2 separate regions of the Mus musculus genome follow, and region 1 is linked to region 2. The links are chromatin loops, found by intact Hi-C in ENCODE. Cell type or tissue: left cerebral cortex. All regions are shown on one strand.

Region 1 (8,000 bases), 200 kb after region 2:
TAATATTGAAGGTAGATACTGCTCTGCCTGGCTTGTAAAAATTACTTGGCGTGTACTTGGTATTTGGTGTTAATGATGGCTTGTAGTGGACCCTTAGGTATATTACGGACACCTGTATTCCAGATCCTTTCTGTTCATAGTGGAGACATGCCTTAGCCTGTTGATTCCGTCCTATTGTACTTCTCAGGGTCTGATCATCTAAACTTCCTAAACCAGCTATATTTTACACTCATGTGTACAGCATGTGTGTTACTCCGAAGACTCCCTGCTCATATATTCAGTCTTGCTATACAGAACAAGGTCCCCTTGAATTTGATATTTTCCTGCAAGTATGGCCCGAGATTCAAAGGGAACTGATTAAAACACAGAAAGTGTTAAAAACAAAACAAAACCCCAGACGGCCTGCCTTCTCTTACATCAAGCCTGCTTGTCAGTCTTTGTAGTACTGCTATTTGGGCTGGGTAATTCCTTGTGGTAAGGAGCTGGTCTGTTCCTTACAGAATATCGAACATCTCTTGCCTCTGCCCACTAAATGCCAGTTACAGTTCCTCAGAAATGTTTCCAGATGTAGCCAAAACAGAATCAGTGCCCACGAGGGCTACACACGTGGTTCAGTGGCAGCGCATGCCTAGAATGTACAGGGTACTCGCCTCGGTATCTAGCACTGTGAAAAACAGGAGAAAAACTCAGCTATGTGGAGAGTTGAACAGAAAGTGGTTCGTTTTGTTTTTTGTTTTTTTGAAATAGGGTTTCTCTGTGTAGCCCTGGCTGTCCTGGAACTCACTTTGGAGACCAGGCTGGCCTCGAACTCAGAAATCCACCTGCCTCTGCCTCCCCAGTGCTGGGATTAAAGGCATGCGCCACCACCGCCCAGCAAGAGCGGTTCGTTTTATTTCATTTATTTTTGAGCCACAGCCCAGGTTGACCTCAGATTCCCTGTGCAGTCGAGGATGACCTGAATGGTTCATCTTTCTGCTTTTCCTTCCCAAGGGCTGGGCTTCTACGTAGGGACCACCACATAGAGCTGGGGAAAGAAATTGCTTTTTTTTCCCCCGTTTTCTTTTTTAAAATGATTTCTTTCTTTTAAATTATGTGTGTCTCTGTGTGGGGTTATGCACAATGCAGAGGCCAGAAGAGGGTGTGGGATTCTCTGGAGCTGGAGGTACAGACCGTCGTGAGCTGTCAGACGTGGGTACTAGGAACTGAACTCAGTACTTTGTAAGAGCAGCACATGCTCTTAACTGTGGAGCCTTCTTTCCAGCCCCGAGAACTTCCTCTCTGGAGTCTTGCGTAGCTGTAAGGGGATTCCAGATGTTATACTTTGGATCTTATTCTTTTCGTCTTTATGCTTCACCATAGAATTTAGAACAATGCCTGTGTCATTTCCCATTGAGTACAAAAAGACAAAACTCTCCAATCAGTGCATAGTGTTTAAGAATAAGAACTAGTTCTGGCCTCGGGCTGGAGAATCAGCTAAGAGTTGTCACAAGGGGTGGTACAGGCCTGCCATCCTGCCATTCTGGAGGCAGGAGCAGGTGGGGCTCAGTGCAAGTTCAAGGACAGCCTGCGCTAAGTGGTGGTGGCCAGCCAAGGCTGTGTAGTGAGAGCCAGTCGCACACAAAGCAAATCAAAACAAAAAGAAAACAAAACAAAAAGAAAGTGCTAGCCAGGCCTGGTGGCAAAGAGCTGGTGTAATCCCAGCACTAGGAAGGCTGAGGCAGGAAGAGCGCATTTAAGACCACCCTAGGCTGTGGGTCTTGCCACATAGCCTTCAATACACAGTGTGCAGTGTGATCCTGTTCCAAATGAAAAGATGGAACTGGAAATGTGCTCAGTTGGTGGCCTGCCTCTCCAGCACACACTGGTTTATTTCTCAGCACCACAGAAAGCCGGCCAATATTGGCACTGCCCTGTCTCCTAGCACCTGGGAGGGTGGAGGAAGGAGGAACAAGAGTTCAAGGCCAGCCTGGGCTACATGTGACCCTGTCACAGAATGGAAACCAAAGGGGGAAAAGGTGGGCCAGGTTAGCTCGGGGCCCTGGAAACCCCAAGCATCTCTCTCAGGGTGTGAACGAGAAGCTTGGCGCTGTAGACCTGAACTCTACCTAGACCTCTAGAGCCCACAGCCCGGGCTCCCCATTTCTCCGACACAGCCCCGCCGCTCTCATCTACTCCAGTTGAGTCTTCCCCTTCACAGAGGAAGGCGCTGCAGAGATGGCTCTGCAGGGTGGGTGGGGCTCTGCAGGGTGGGTGGGGCTCTGCAAAGGCAGTTAAAGTGATGTGAGTTTCATCGAGGAAGTCTGGTCACGATCACACTTGCTAACTGCTGTGTTTTCCGGACTTTATTCTTTCGAGAGCACTTCATGAAGCTTTAAGAAGCCCAAGGTCCTTTGAGATGGCAGAGTATATACCTCTGGCGATCCTTGCTTTATTCCCCAAACATGAATTCTCTTTTCACCCAGTTCCTTTGCATTTCTTGTCACCCGCTAGTTTTATTAATAGCCTTCTACTTAGAGAGGGAACCCTGTTTGTGCCAACCAAGTAGTCCTGTGCGCGCTGCTTGGACCCTGTGCACTTTTGCTTGTGTGAGTTAATGTTACTGAGTTGGTGAGTTTGTAGCTGTTCCCACCAAGCTCCTTCAGGTTGCTGAAATGCTAGCGAAAGGGCTTGTGGTTTTGTTCATGGCTTGTTTTAGTAGCCTTGAATGGATTTATTTAAAGGTACAACATTCCAAACAAACCTTCAGAAATGGTTAAAACGGGCTTGTGAGATGGCTCAGCGGTTAAGAGCACTGACTGCTCTTCTGAAGGTCCTGAGTTCAAATCCCAGTAGCCACATGGTGGCTCACAACCATCCATAATGAGATCTGACACCCTCTTCTGGAGTGTCTGAAGACAGCTACAGTGTACTTACATATAATAAATAAATCTTTGGGTCAGAGCGAGCAGGGACTGAGTGAGCGGAGTTGACCAGAGCGAGCAGAGGTCCTAAAAATTCAATTCCCAAGAAGGCTCACAACCATCTGTACAGCTACAGTGTACTCACATATATAAATAGATAAATAAATCTTAAAAAAAAGAAAAAAATGGTTAAAACATACATAGTCTAGGGAAAAGCTCCAAAACTAATCAAAAATCTGTATTTTTAGGTCAGCAGCGCAATGGCCGTGGGAAAAGAAAAATTCTACAGCATATTTCCGAGGATCAAGGTGATTATATTCTTAGACCTGTAATAATGATGTTACCTTAAGGGTATAATGTATCTTGTTGCTCAAAGGAATTGCTAAGATAGTTAAAAAATGAATGTGGAATGGTGGCCAGGCATAGTGATGCACAATCGTAATCTTGCACTCAAGAGACAGAGGCAGGATGTCTTTAATATTGGGTTCTGAGCCAGCCTGGTCCACATAGTGGGTTCCAGGCCAGCCAGAGTTATACAGTGAGACCCTGTCTCAAAACAGCCACCATCACCACCACCAACAACAGAGACTTGGATTGGCAAGATCTTAGACTAAAGAATTCAATTGTGGTGGTGGTTAGTTTTTTTGTCAACTTGACCCAAACTCGAGTCACCTGGGAGGAGGTAACTTCAGTTGACAAAATACTGCAATCAGATTGGTGTATAGGCATGTCCTAACGGGCATTTTCTTGATTGATTGGTGATTGATGTGGGAGGGCCCAGTACCTCCCCTGTGTCCGTGGTCCTTGGAGATATAAGAAAAGCAGCTGATGGGATGGGAGAGATGGCTCAGGGGTTAAGAAAAGGCACTGACTGCCCTTCCAGAGGTCCCGAGTTCCTTTCCCAGCAACCACATGGTGGCTCACAGCCATCTTTAATGGGATCTGATGCTCTCTTCTGGTGTGTCTGAAGACAGCTTCAGTGTACTCATTCATATACATTAAATACATTAATGAATCTTTAAAGGAAGAAAAAAAGAAAAGCAGCTGAACTTGATCCTGGCCTTGGAAACAAGCCAGTAAGTGGCTTTCCTCAGAGGTTCCTGCTTTTGCCTGAGTTTCTTCCCTTATCCCCTGAAAGATCAGCTATGATGGGGATATGCAAGCGGATCAGACCCTTTCCAGCTTTTGGTCCTGGTGTTACCACCACAATAGAAAGCAAACTAGGAGGCTTGCTTGCCAAACCACTCACAATTCAAAGGCGGTCCCTCCCACCCAACAGCGGTACTGAATGGGTATTCATAGAGCGCCACCTGCCGAGCAGAGAGGGTATCCTTTTCCTGTTTCCAGTTCCCTAGAAGCAGCGTCATTGTGCTTCAGTCTCAGGTGGTTAACACAGCAGGAGTTACCTTCACCAGGTCTCTGGGCATTCTTGTCCTCAGACCTTGTGGCTGCCCAACAGTGCTCAGTGTCATAGACTGAGGCTAGGAGAAATGGAGCAGGAAGACAGGATAGAAAAATGGAGACTCTTGGCTGTGGTGTTCTGCCTCCTATCCCCGTGCTGAGGAGAGCACCTGCTGGGTAAACACAGGGTCAATGTCTGTGGAATGGGTAAAGAGGAAGGCCGTGAAGGGGGAAGAGTTTGTAGTTATTGTGGTGGTGTGCTGTCTATCAGAGTTATCTATCTTCCATCCACCTGGCTTGGACAGTGGACTTGAGAATACACTTGGGCCAACACCCATCCTTCAGACTAATTCTCTGATTCTCACCTTTGTTCCTATATAGCCGAGATTATCCTTGAACTTGAGACCTGCTTGCTTTCCAAGTAGCTAGGATTATAAGCATGTAGTCACTGTGCCTAGCTCTTGCCTTTTTTTGTTTGTATATTTTGAGATGAGGGTCTCACTTTGTAGCCCTGGCTGGCCTGGAGCTCACCATGTATATAGTGCAGGCTGCCCTTGAGCTCACAGAGATCTTCCTTTGCCTCCTGAACGCTGGGATTAAAGGTGTGTGCTACCGCGGCTAGCTTGGTTTTCAAATTTAAGTGTTATATTAGACTTTACAATGCATACACAGCAAAGGCCATGTAGCTGTTCTGGTAAATAGCAATTATGTAGCCACACTGATGTGAGTAGCAGTGATGGTAGGCATTAGATGAAGCTTCCAAAAAGGAAAACCATTCCCTGAAATAGAGATACAGTCACCAGAACATCATTGTCTTAGTTAGGGTCACTATTGCTGTGGCAAAAAAACCATGACCAAAAGCAATTCGGGGAGGAAAAAAGTTTATTGCACTCATGGTCCCATGTTCATCATCAAAAGCCATGAAGGCAGAAACTCACACAGGATAGGAGCCTGGGGGCAGAAGATGATGCAGAGGCCATGGAAGGGTGCTGCTTACTGGCTTGCTCCTCCTGGCTTGCTCACTCAGCTTTCTTATAGAACTCAGAACCACCACCCCAGCCAGGGATGGGACCACTCACAGAGGGCTGGGCCCTCCCCCATTGATCACTAGTTAAGAAAATGTCTTAAGCTGGATCTTATGGAGGCATTTTTCTCAATTGAGGCTCCCTTCACTCTGGTGACTCTTGCTTTTGACAGGCTGACATAAAACTAGCTAGTACAATCATACTCTTAAGATCAGATGCAGGCCAGATGTGGTAACTGACACTAAGAATACTAGTGATTGAGAGTTCACTAATCAATACTAGTGATTGAGAGTTCACTAATCAATACTAGTGATTGAGAGTTCACTAGTCAGGATCAGGAGTTCAAGGCCACATTTAATGATTTTTGAGGATACCGTGGTGTCTCAGTTAGGGTTTTACTGCTATGAAGAGACACCAGGACCAAGGCAACTCTCATAAGGACAGCATTTAAAATTGGGGCTGGCTTATAGATTCAGAGGTTCAGTACGTTTTCATCAAGTTGGGAGCATGACAGCATCCAGGCAGGCGTAGTGCTAGTGGAGCCGAGAGTTCTGCATCTTCATCTGAAAGCTGCTAGCAGAATACTGATTTCCAGGCAGCTAGGATGAGGATCTGAAAGCCCACACCCACAGTGACACACCTGCTCCAATAAGGCCACACTTCCTAATAGTGCTACTCCCTGGGCCAAGCATATCCAAACCCCCAGGGCTACTTGAGAGCCTGTTTTAAAACAAACCTGGATGTAAGTAAAGAAAGGCTTGACACTCCCTGTCTTTATGGGTAAAGTGGGATAGCCTGAGCAACCAAGATGCTGCACTACCCAGGGTCCTCTTCCTTTACCGACCCAGACCCGGTGGAACTATCCCATCTGTGCCAGTGGCATAGTTGGCACTAAATGCTGCATAGGCATTGGGGACATTATGGTATAGGCCACATAGATTTATGTTCTGTGTTTTCTCTGTAGGACAAGCCCAGAAAGAGATCCTCTCATTCTCCTATCTCGGAAAAATCCAAAGCTCGTCGATGCCGAGTACACCAAAAACCAGGCCTGGAAGTCTATGAAAGTAATCAGCAACCGTCTGACTCGAACCACAGCAGTGCTGACTCTAAGAACGTTGCCATCTGGGTAGAGTTTGAGATTAGGCTTCCTCTCAGTGGTGAGATGAGCGCAGAGCAGATTCCCTGCGATGGTGTTAGCGTATGTGTAAATCGCTGTCTCCCAGGGTTCACTCGCGCTGCTATGCTGGGTGTCAGCAACTCTCAAGAGTTGAGTGTAAGCTTTTCCTGTGAGTGGCCAGATAGTAAATGTGGGGCTACCCAGGTCATTACTGCATGGCCTGCTGTAGCAGAGGCAGCTCTCACATTGTGACTATTCCTAGTTAGTATTTATGGACACCAAAATCTGGATTTCATATGAAATTTGAATTTTATGTAATTTTTTTCTTTTTTTTGTTGTTGTTTGTTTTTATTTTTAAGATTTATTTATTTATTGTACACTGTAGCTGTGTTCAGACACTCCAGAAGAGGGTGCCAGATCTCATTACAGATGGTTGTGAGCCACCATGTGGTTGCTGGGCTTTGAACTCAGGACCTTCAGAAGAGCAGTCAGTGCTCTTAGCCACTGAGCCATCTCTCCAGCCCTTGTTTTTATCTTTGAGACGGGGTGTCATAATGTAGCCCTGGCTGTCCTGGAACTCAGTATGTAGAACAGGCTGGCCTTGAACTCACAGATCCATCTCCCTCTTCTGAGTTCTGGGATTAAAGTCTTGTGCCACTACTCCTGCATTTTATAGGATTTTCACATATCAAAAATATTTTTCTTTCCCTTGATTCTCCCCAGTCACTTGAAAATGAAAATATCTAATCCATTGGTTCTATAGCACTGTGTGGTGCCGTGGGCTGTCGTTTACCAATCCCTGGTGTACAGGAATGGTTCTCAGTTGCTGAAGAGCACACCCCAAGAGCTTAAACAATGAGCTCAGTGACTAACTCTGGGGCCCAGGTTCCAGGAATCTTCATTTCATTAAAATCAGAGAAATGTGGCCTTTAGCTCTGAGGTCCATCTGTCCTGACTGACTTCTTGCCATAAGAACGAACATAAAGTCCTAATTTCCTCGTTTGCAATTTCAACAATAAGAAGAAAGCTTTCAGCGTCATGGAGAAAACCTCACTGTGTATCTGTAGTGGATGCATTTTTTTACATAAGTTTCGTGTGTACATTTTTGTTGTGTTCCTATACTGGGATTTGAACCCTTGCCTCGGAATACTAGAAAAACACTCTAGCCTTGAGCTACACACCATTAGTCTATTATTTTTTAGTTTAAATTTTTTTATTTTATGTGTATGAGTGTTTTGCCTGCAAGCCTGGGTGTGCACACTTGTATGTGCCTGGTGACTGCTGGAGTTACGGCCATTTGTAAGCCGCCACGAGGATGCTTGGGATTGAGCCCAGCTCCTCCGCAAGAGCAGCGAGTTCTCTTTTAACTACTGAGCCAACTCTCCAGCTGCATCCTTAGCCTACGTTATACAGTTTTAATCAAACGGGAGCAAATGAGTTCAAGAAGCCTTTGGATAACAATAATAGGAATTCAAGGACATCCTCATATTAATGACTTTGAGCCAAGCCCGGGCTATGAAACCCTGTCCGGAAAAGCAAGACAGGGAAAGGAGAGCA
Region 2 (8,000 bases):
ACAAACAAAAAGAAAAAAAGCAGGCAGCTCATGTCTCAAAATGTTAGTTCAACTTCTTATCAAGTGTATGAGTGTTTCCAGGACCCTGATCTGGATTTTCTGAGTGTATCTGACTTTTACTTAAAAACACTTCTCATCTGTGGCTCCAAATGTGCTTTGGTCAGCTCTCTGGAGGAGTGGACAAAGCTATAGGTTTCTGTATTCCACACCAGAACTGATAGGTCCAAAGAGCTACGTCTGAGACCCGGGCTGAAATTTAAACAAGAGGTGACTCTCACATGCTGTGAAGTCTCAGACCCAAAGAAGGAGAACAGACCTCAGATGGAACGGAACCCTGAGAGATGGCAATTGTCCTTCTGATGGAAAACAAAAAAGGAGTAAAAAGATATATGAAAATGGGATTTTTTTAAAACACATTTCACTATATATAACTCTTGATTACATCATTCAGTATACAATCAGAGGAGATTGTTGTATTGACGTCCACACTGCCAAAATAGCAAAACCTTGAGATGAACTCAAAAGTTAATAACAGGGATCTGATTTCATCAATATCACATCCTAGAGCACATGTTTTCATTAAAAGGTGTTTAAGGGGCTACAGAGAGAGTTCAGTCAGTGAGGTGCTTACCACACAAGAACCTGATGTTATGCTATAGAATCTCCCTAAAAGCCAGGCATGGTGACACCGGCTTTAATCCCAATGACACAAATGTTTGTTCCCCAGCCTTCTCATGCGCATGTGCACATAAGTATGTACCCCCAAAAAATGAGTGTTTAAAAGACCCTAACTACGGAGGAAGAGCTTACCATAGCCAAGTAAAAAAATAACATGAAAGTGTATACGCAATCCCAATTGTGCAGTACATGTGTTCATGATAGCAACCTGTACAAAACAGCAGAAATAGTCACTGAGACAAATTTAAGGAAGCTGTGTTTCTAATTCACTGTTGGTATGGCTCATTACCAGAAACAAAGCTGTTATAAATAATTTTTAAAAGTAAAAAATAACTAGTTGTCCTTTAAAATATCCTAAAATTTTTAAATGACATTATTATAGACAGGGGACAGTAATGATCAGTTGCATAAAGCTGGTGGCAACTTGATCAAATAAATGTTAAGAGGACCTGTTCTAAAAATGCCTTTCAAACCCCTATCTACACACATACTTTTATCCTCAGTGTGAGTGTGTGTGTGTGTGTGTGTGTGTGTGTACTTCAGCATTAGCCAGAGAAGCCTGTACTGTGTACCCTCTGTACTCTTCTTAAAATACCTATTCCTGGGTCCACACCCATTGTTTCAATGGTCTGGGGTGGAGCCAAGAAATTTGTATTTTAAACAGGAACCTGGGTAACTCTGATGGTCTTTAAAAAGAAAAAAAAAAAAAAATAGCCAGAAGTCGCCAATGGTTCACAGTTATAATACCAGCACTAAGACTGAAGCAGGAGGATTACCCACCCAGTTCCAGGCCAGTCTGGACTGCATTCATGAGTTCTAGGCTGACTTTCTTTGGATGGTCCCAGTATGGATAAAAGGACTTCCAAGAGACGTTTGTTTGGTGTTTGGTTCCCAAGGCACACACTATTACCAGCACAGCTCAGAGAAGGGACTAAATACCTATATCAAGTGGCACACAGAATGTAGTAACGGAGCCGCCGTTACGGCCCTCCCTACCTATTCTTCACCAAACAGTTCGGCATGGTCAGCAATTGATTTTGAGATGCCCCCGTCCCCCATCAAAGTTGTGGACCTCTCTCAAATGCGGTCAGGGGTTTGTGCTATTTCACGGAGTTTTCAGTGTCCACACAGAGGCCAAATCTGTTCTTAAAAATTCACTTTAAGAACAGAAGAAAAGAAAACCCCCAATGTAGGAGCTAGAGAAAGTACCCAAGAGCTGAAGGGGTCTGCAACCCTAATGGTGGAACAACAATATGAACTAACCAGTACCCCCCAGAGTTTGTGTCTCTAGCTGCATATGTAGCAGAAGATGGCCTAATTGGCCATCATTGGGAAGAGAGGACCCTTGGTCTAGCAAACTTTATATGCCCCAGTACAGGGGAAAGCCAGGGCCAAGAAGTGGGAGTTGAGTGGGTGGGTGGGGGTGGGGGGTAATAGGGGACTTTGGGGATAGCATTTGAAATGTAAATGAAGAAAATATGCAATAAAAAAGAAAAATCCTAAAGAAAAATGTCAAAATCATTATTACTGTTAAGAAAAAAGAAAAGAAAAGAAAAGAAAAGAAAAGAGAAAAGAGAAAAGAGAAGAGAAGAGAAGAGAAGAGAAAAGAAAAAAGAAAAGAAAAGAAAAGAAAAGAAAAGAAAAGAAAAGAAAAGAAAAGAAAAGAAAAGAAAAGACCATCAACAACGCAGTGTTTCCTTCCCAGGAGGTGCATTCCTCCACGCTCTGGCATGGGGGGGGGGGCGGGGGGGGAGCGGGGCCGGCAGCCTTCAACTCTATCTTGAATTTCACTTTCTCAAACTGAATCATATCTGACATTCCTTGAGTTTCATATATCCTCTGAAGATTCATTACACACACACACACACACACACACACACACACACCAGTTAATGAATTTTTTTAAATGAGACCGAGAGACCTTTTTTCAACTCTCAAATTACCACCTTCTGTCTGCTCTTTCATTACCAAACCACTGGGGAGATCAGCCCGCGCCCGGAGCACCCCCACATCCTCCTGCCTCCTGGCTCACTTCTGAACACTTTGCAACCCACAGGCACCAGACTTGGCTAATACCCTCCTAAGGTTACCTCCCCGCAAAGGCCTTCTCTAGATACTTCTCTCCCACACCCTTCAGCACCCGAACTCCTAACCAATCGCCCTTATCTAAGGGAAACCAGAAGATCCAGTGATGCAGATCCACAGACCCTGGAGGGAACAGGTGCCCGACCTACACACAGCAGGTGGGTCTCAAGCCCTTCAAACCCCATGTGAGTGCCCCTGGCTTGGCCGAAGGTATCTCGGGCCCTTTCAGGCATGGAAGTACAGATCAGATGAGCTGTTTCCCCAGGTGAAAGGCTGTCTGACCCTGACCGAGAAGGATGGGCCTTTTCCAGGTAGAGGCGCCGGGAGACGCAAGCACCCGGACGCGGGACGCGGCCGGATGCACCCTGCATCTCCCCGCTGCGCGCAACATCTCCCCAGCTCTGAGCTCTGGGGCGCCGGCACGGGAGCCGGAGCCCCGCCAAGGTGGGCCTCTGCAGGCCCCCAGCTCGCCCGCCGCTCGCTCGGCCGGCAGGACAGCAGCGCCGAGGCCTGAGCGCGCAGGCTCCGCGTCCGCCCGGCACCATCCCGTGGACCCACCCGGCTCACAGCCCGACGATGGCCGCTCGGAGCGCGCAGCAGCGGAGCTCGGGCCCGGCGTACTCACCCCGGACGCGGCCACCGGGAGGCCGCCCGGGGAAGGGGAGGTGGTGAGGAGCAGCCCCGGGGATCGCGCTCGTGGACCGCCTGCGCCGCCGGGAGGCGGCTCTGCAGCCCCGGCTCCGCCTCGCGCGCAGCGCCATCGAGGGGGCGGGTCTGCCCGGTTCTCTCAAGACCTGGTGCAGCCTCCCTCCGGCCAATCCCACCACGCGCTGCGGGAGCTTGAGAATTAAAAGGGGTGCACACCGTAGTCTTTAGATCACAAACCGTACTGAGGATAACTAGTTAGGCTCCGGGCGCTTCTCAGATTCCATCCCCGGGGACATCACCGGAACCTGGAAAAGAGATCATATCCCAGTGCTTTACAGAGCAGGAAAGTGACGCTTTGGACTTACAGGAATGTGCAACCTTTTGACTTCTCTGGGCAACATTAAATGAAGGGTGGCTTCAGGCCACATCATAGAATCCAGAAGTCTACAGTTACATGTTTATTTTGCGTGACACTACCAGGCGACATTGTCATTTATAAAGTTCATGTTTGAGAACCCTGAAATCGAGCACACAAACACACACACACACACACACACACACACACAAAACCACTTCAGCCTTCATAGTAGTTTAAGTAAGTTTACAGTTTGTGTTGGGTTGATTTTATAGCCATCCTGGGGCAAGGGTTAGACACATCCTCAAGAAAGTCTAAAGTCCTGATAGGTTATAGCCTGCTCAGCCATGCATTGTACCAAATTAAAGACCAAATGATATTATGCGAATCATAATATTTCAAATATAATCATAATAATCAAATTAGGCTAAAATTGATAGAAAACTAATGGTGAGGTCTTCATAGGCGCACAACAGTCTGCATGCTGCCAGCTCTCTCTGAGAAGCTACATGAAAATCACCTGATCCATCGCAAGTGAAGCAAGGGTGCTCAGCCTGTGGGTCGCGACCCCCGTGTGGAGTTGCATATTTGATATTTATAGTTCGTAACAGTAGCAGAATTACAGCTATGAAGCAACAAGGAAATAACTTTATGGTTGGTGGTTACCACGACATGAGGAACTGTATTAAAGGGCGGCAACATTAGGAAGGGTGAAAAGCGCTGCTCTAAAAAGGAGCAAACTGAATCAGTCCTGAGGTACTGGGCTTTAAACAGGCCTAGGACCATTTTGATGCCACTTATCTGTGTCACCACTGTGATGGAATTTGGAGCCTGTAGTCCGAGCCTCCTGCATCATGCTGACCCCTCTGAAGAGCACTGGGAGGTGCTGAGACTACTATACCCTGGCAGAAGAAACACTGAAATCTCTCAGTAGAAGACTGGTCTCCCTTCTGTCCCATGGAGTTCAAACAGATACAAGTTAACAATTTTAAAATGTTTTCATTTATTTGTGTATTTACTTACTGTTTAGTGCTAAGGAAAGGAATCAGGGCCTATCCTACCTGCTACAAATAGCCACTAAACTACACACAGTTATCACCACTCCCAGTCCTTCCACACAGGCACACTTTGAGTTCACAGTCTTTTTTAAACCATTATACCAGTTAGTTTTTGTCAACTTGACATAGACTAGAGTCATCAATTGAGGTATCATCTCCATCAGACCAGCCTATGAACTGATTTTCTTGATTAGTAATTGATATGGGAAAGCCATCACACATTAGATGATGCAACTCCCAGAACAGGTGGTTCTGGGTTATATAAGAAAGTAAAGCAAGCAAGACAGCAATCAGTGTTCCTTTGTGGTCTCTGCTTGAATTCCTGCCTTGGCTTTCCTCAATGATGAACCCAAACATCGAACATGTAAGGTTAAATACAATCTCTCCTGGCCTGGCTGCTTCTGGTCATGGGGTTAATCACAACAGAGAACAGACTAGAGCAATCACCAAGCACAGGAGGTTTCTCATGAATGAAGGCAGAAGTGATACCCCAAAGAGATAGATTTAAAAGTGGGATTTAACATACTTTGAACAGCTAGAGATCCATGAAGCAGGCTTTCATTGCACCAAAGGAAGATAGTGTCCTGGTTAGTTGTTTGCTAACTTGACAAAAGCTAACGTCATCCAAGAAGAGGGAACCTCAACAGAGACAGTGCTCCTATCAGATTGGCATGGATGGTATTTTCTTTCTGAATAATTTATACAGGACGTTCCAGCTCACTGAGGGTGGTGCCAACTGTAGGCATATGGTCCTGTTTTATATCAGAAAGCAGACTGAGCAAGCCATTAACCAGTACTCCTCTATGGCCTATGCTTCAGTCCCTGTTGTTGGTGTCTGCCTTGACTACCCTTTATGATGGCTTACAACTGTAAGCTTAAATAAGCCTTTCCCTCCACAAATATATATATATATGTGTGTGTGTGTGTGTGTGTGTGTGTGTGATTTTACCACAGCAATGAGAAGATAGGTAGCAGGCCAAGACAGAGAATGGTACCCAGAGTGGGATTTTGCTGGGACAGACCTAATCATAATGTTTTCAGGAGGAACAGTAAGGATGGGAGTGGGAAAACAAAAACAAGACACTCTAAGGATTAGAGAAACAATTCTGGTCCTTTGCACTGGGTTGGAAATAGTGCTGGTTTTCATTACCAGGATATAAAACCTTATACAGGACATTGGACAGAATACATGAGGAAATACCTTGCAGAAAATTAGCTTACCCTGAGCCCTGCTCCAGACCTTCCTGGCAAGACCCAAAAGGAGCAAATTGTAACCAATGAATCAAGAACATTTATAGAGCTCTAAGGCAGGACCACTCAGGAGTGCATAGGCCGCAGAAGCTGCAGAGCAGCTGGGACAGGGTCCTATGGGCCTACATCTGCACCCAGGAGGTGGGACTATTCCACAGCCCTCTGTGCACTGGTCTTGCCAGGAAAGAGGTGGTCTCCCAGGAGTGCTGACACAGGCTTACAGACTCACAGGAGGAACAAGCTCCAGTCAGAGGCAGCAAAAACATCTAACATCAGAGATGACCAGGTGGGGAAAGGCAAATGCAAGAATCTTACCAACAGAAACCAAGTCTACTTGGCATCAACAGAACCCAGTACTCCCACCACAGCAAGTTCTGGATACCCCAACACACTGGATTTTAAATCATATCTCAGGATCTGGTAGAGGATTTTAAGAAGGACATAAATAACTCCCTTAAAGAAATACAAGAGAACACAGCTAAACAGGTAACACAGCTAAAGAGGAAACACAATAATCCCTTAAAGAATTACAGGAAGACACGACTAAACAGGTGATGGAATTGAACAAAACCATCCAGGATCTAAATATGGAAGAAGAAAAAATTTATAGAAAGCAATCACAAAGGAAGACAACTCAGGAGATAGAAAACCTAGGAAAGAAATCAGGAGCCATAGATGTAAGCATCACCAACAGAATACAAGAGATAGAAGAGAGAATCTCAGATGCAGAAGATCCATAGAAAACATTGACACAATAATCAAAGAAAATGCAAAATGCAAAAAGATCCTAACCCAAAACATCCAGGAAATCCAGGACACAATGAGAAGACCAAACCTAAGGATAATAAGTATAGAAGAGAGCAAAGATTCCTAACTTAAAGGACCAGTAAATATCTTCAACAAAATTATAGAAGAAAGCTTCCCTAACCTAAAGAAAGAGATGCCCAAGAACATATAAGAAGCCTACAGAACTCCAAATAGACTGAACCAGAAAAAAAAATTCCTCCCATCACATAATAATCAAAACACCAAATGTACAAAACAAAGAAAGAATATTAAAAGCAGTAAAGTAAAAAGGTCAAGTAACATATAAAGGCAGACCTATCAGAATTACACCAGACTATTCACCAGAGACTATGAAAGCCAACATCCTGGACAGATGTCATACAGACCCTAAGAGAACACAAATATCAGCCCAGGCTACTATACCCAGCAAAACTCTCAATTACCATAGATGGAGAAGCCAAAGTGTTCCATGACAAAACCAAATTTACACAATATCTTTCCACGAATCCAGCCTATCAAAGGATAATAAAGGGAAAACTCCAACACAAGGAGGGAAATTATGCCCTAGAAAAAGCAAGAAAGTAATCTGGAATTTTTGGTTTCCACAAACCAAAAAGAAGATAGCCACAAGAACAGAATCCCAACTCTAACAACCAAAATAACAGGAAGCAACAATTACTTTTCCTTAATATCTCTTAATATCAATGGACTCAACTCCCCAATAAAAAGACATAGACTAACAGACTAGTTACATAAACAGGTCCCAACATTTTGCTGCATACAGGAAACCCACCTCAGTGACAAAGACATACATTTCCACCGCAGAATAAAAGTCCAGAAAACAATTTTCCAAGTAAATGGTCCCAAGAAACAAGCTAGAGTAGCCATTCTAATATGGAATAAAATCAACTTTCAACCTAAAGTTATCAAAAAAGACAAGGAGGGACACTTCATACCCATCAAAGGTAAAAATCTACCAAGATGAACTCTCAATTCTGACCATCTATGCTCTAAATGCAAGGGCATCCACATTCATAAAGGAAACTTCACTAAAGCTCAAAGCACACATTGCACCACACACAATAATAGTGGGAGACTTCAACACCACACTCTCATCAATGGACAGATCATGAAACATA

Evidence for each region. Peaks named below come from ENCODE experiments on the same cell type or tissue, not always from the same donor. Only the 100,000 strongest peaks of a DNase experiment are listed, where the experiment ranks them.
Region 1: a loop joins it to region 2, with 2.4 times the contacts of the local background. A loop is called at or near these places in 2 of 42 quality-filtered maps.

Annotation. Positions count from the first base shown.
Region 1 is chr16:38,533,115-38,541,114 of GRCm38, reverse strand. It overlaps Poglut1 (protein O-glucosyltransferase 1), which reads left to right. Exons shown (of 11, transcript NM_172380.4): 6 at 3,149-3,208; 7 at 6,291-6,390. Among named protein-coding and RNA genes, the nearest start is that of Poglut1, 13 kb to the left of the region's middle. In left cerebral cortex, CTCF peaks have their summits at 4,218 and 6,873 (motif pointing right); a DNase peak (open chromatin) is centred at 4,192.
Region 2 is chr16:38,737,757-38,745,756 of GRCm38, reverse strand. B4galt4 (UDP-Gal:betaGlcNAc beta 1,4-galactosyltransferase, polypeptide 4) reads right to left here and starts at 3,498. Exons shown (of 7, transcript NM_019804.4): 1 at 3,389-3,498. In left cerebral cortex, CTCF peaks have their summits at 2,667 and 3,450; DNase peaks (open chromatin) are centred at 2,808, 3,060 and 3,506; H3K4me3 peaks cover 1,600 bases; H3K27ac peaks cover 1,191 bases.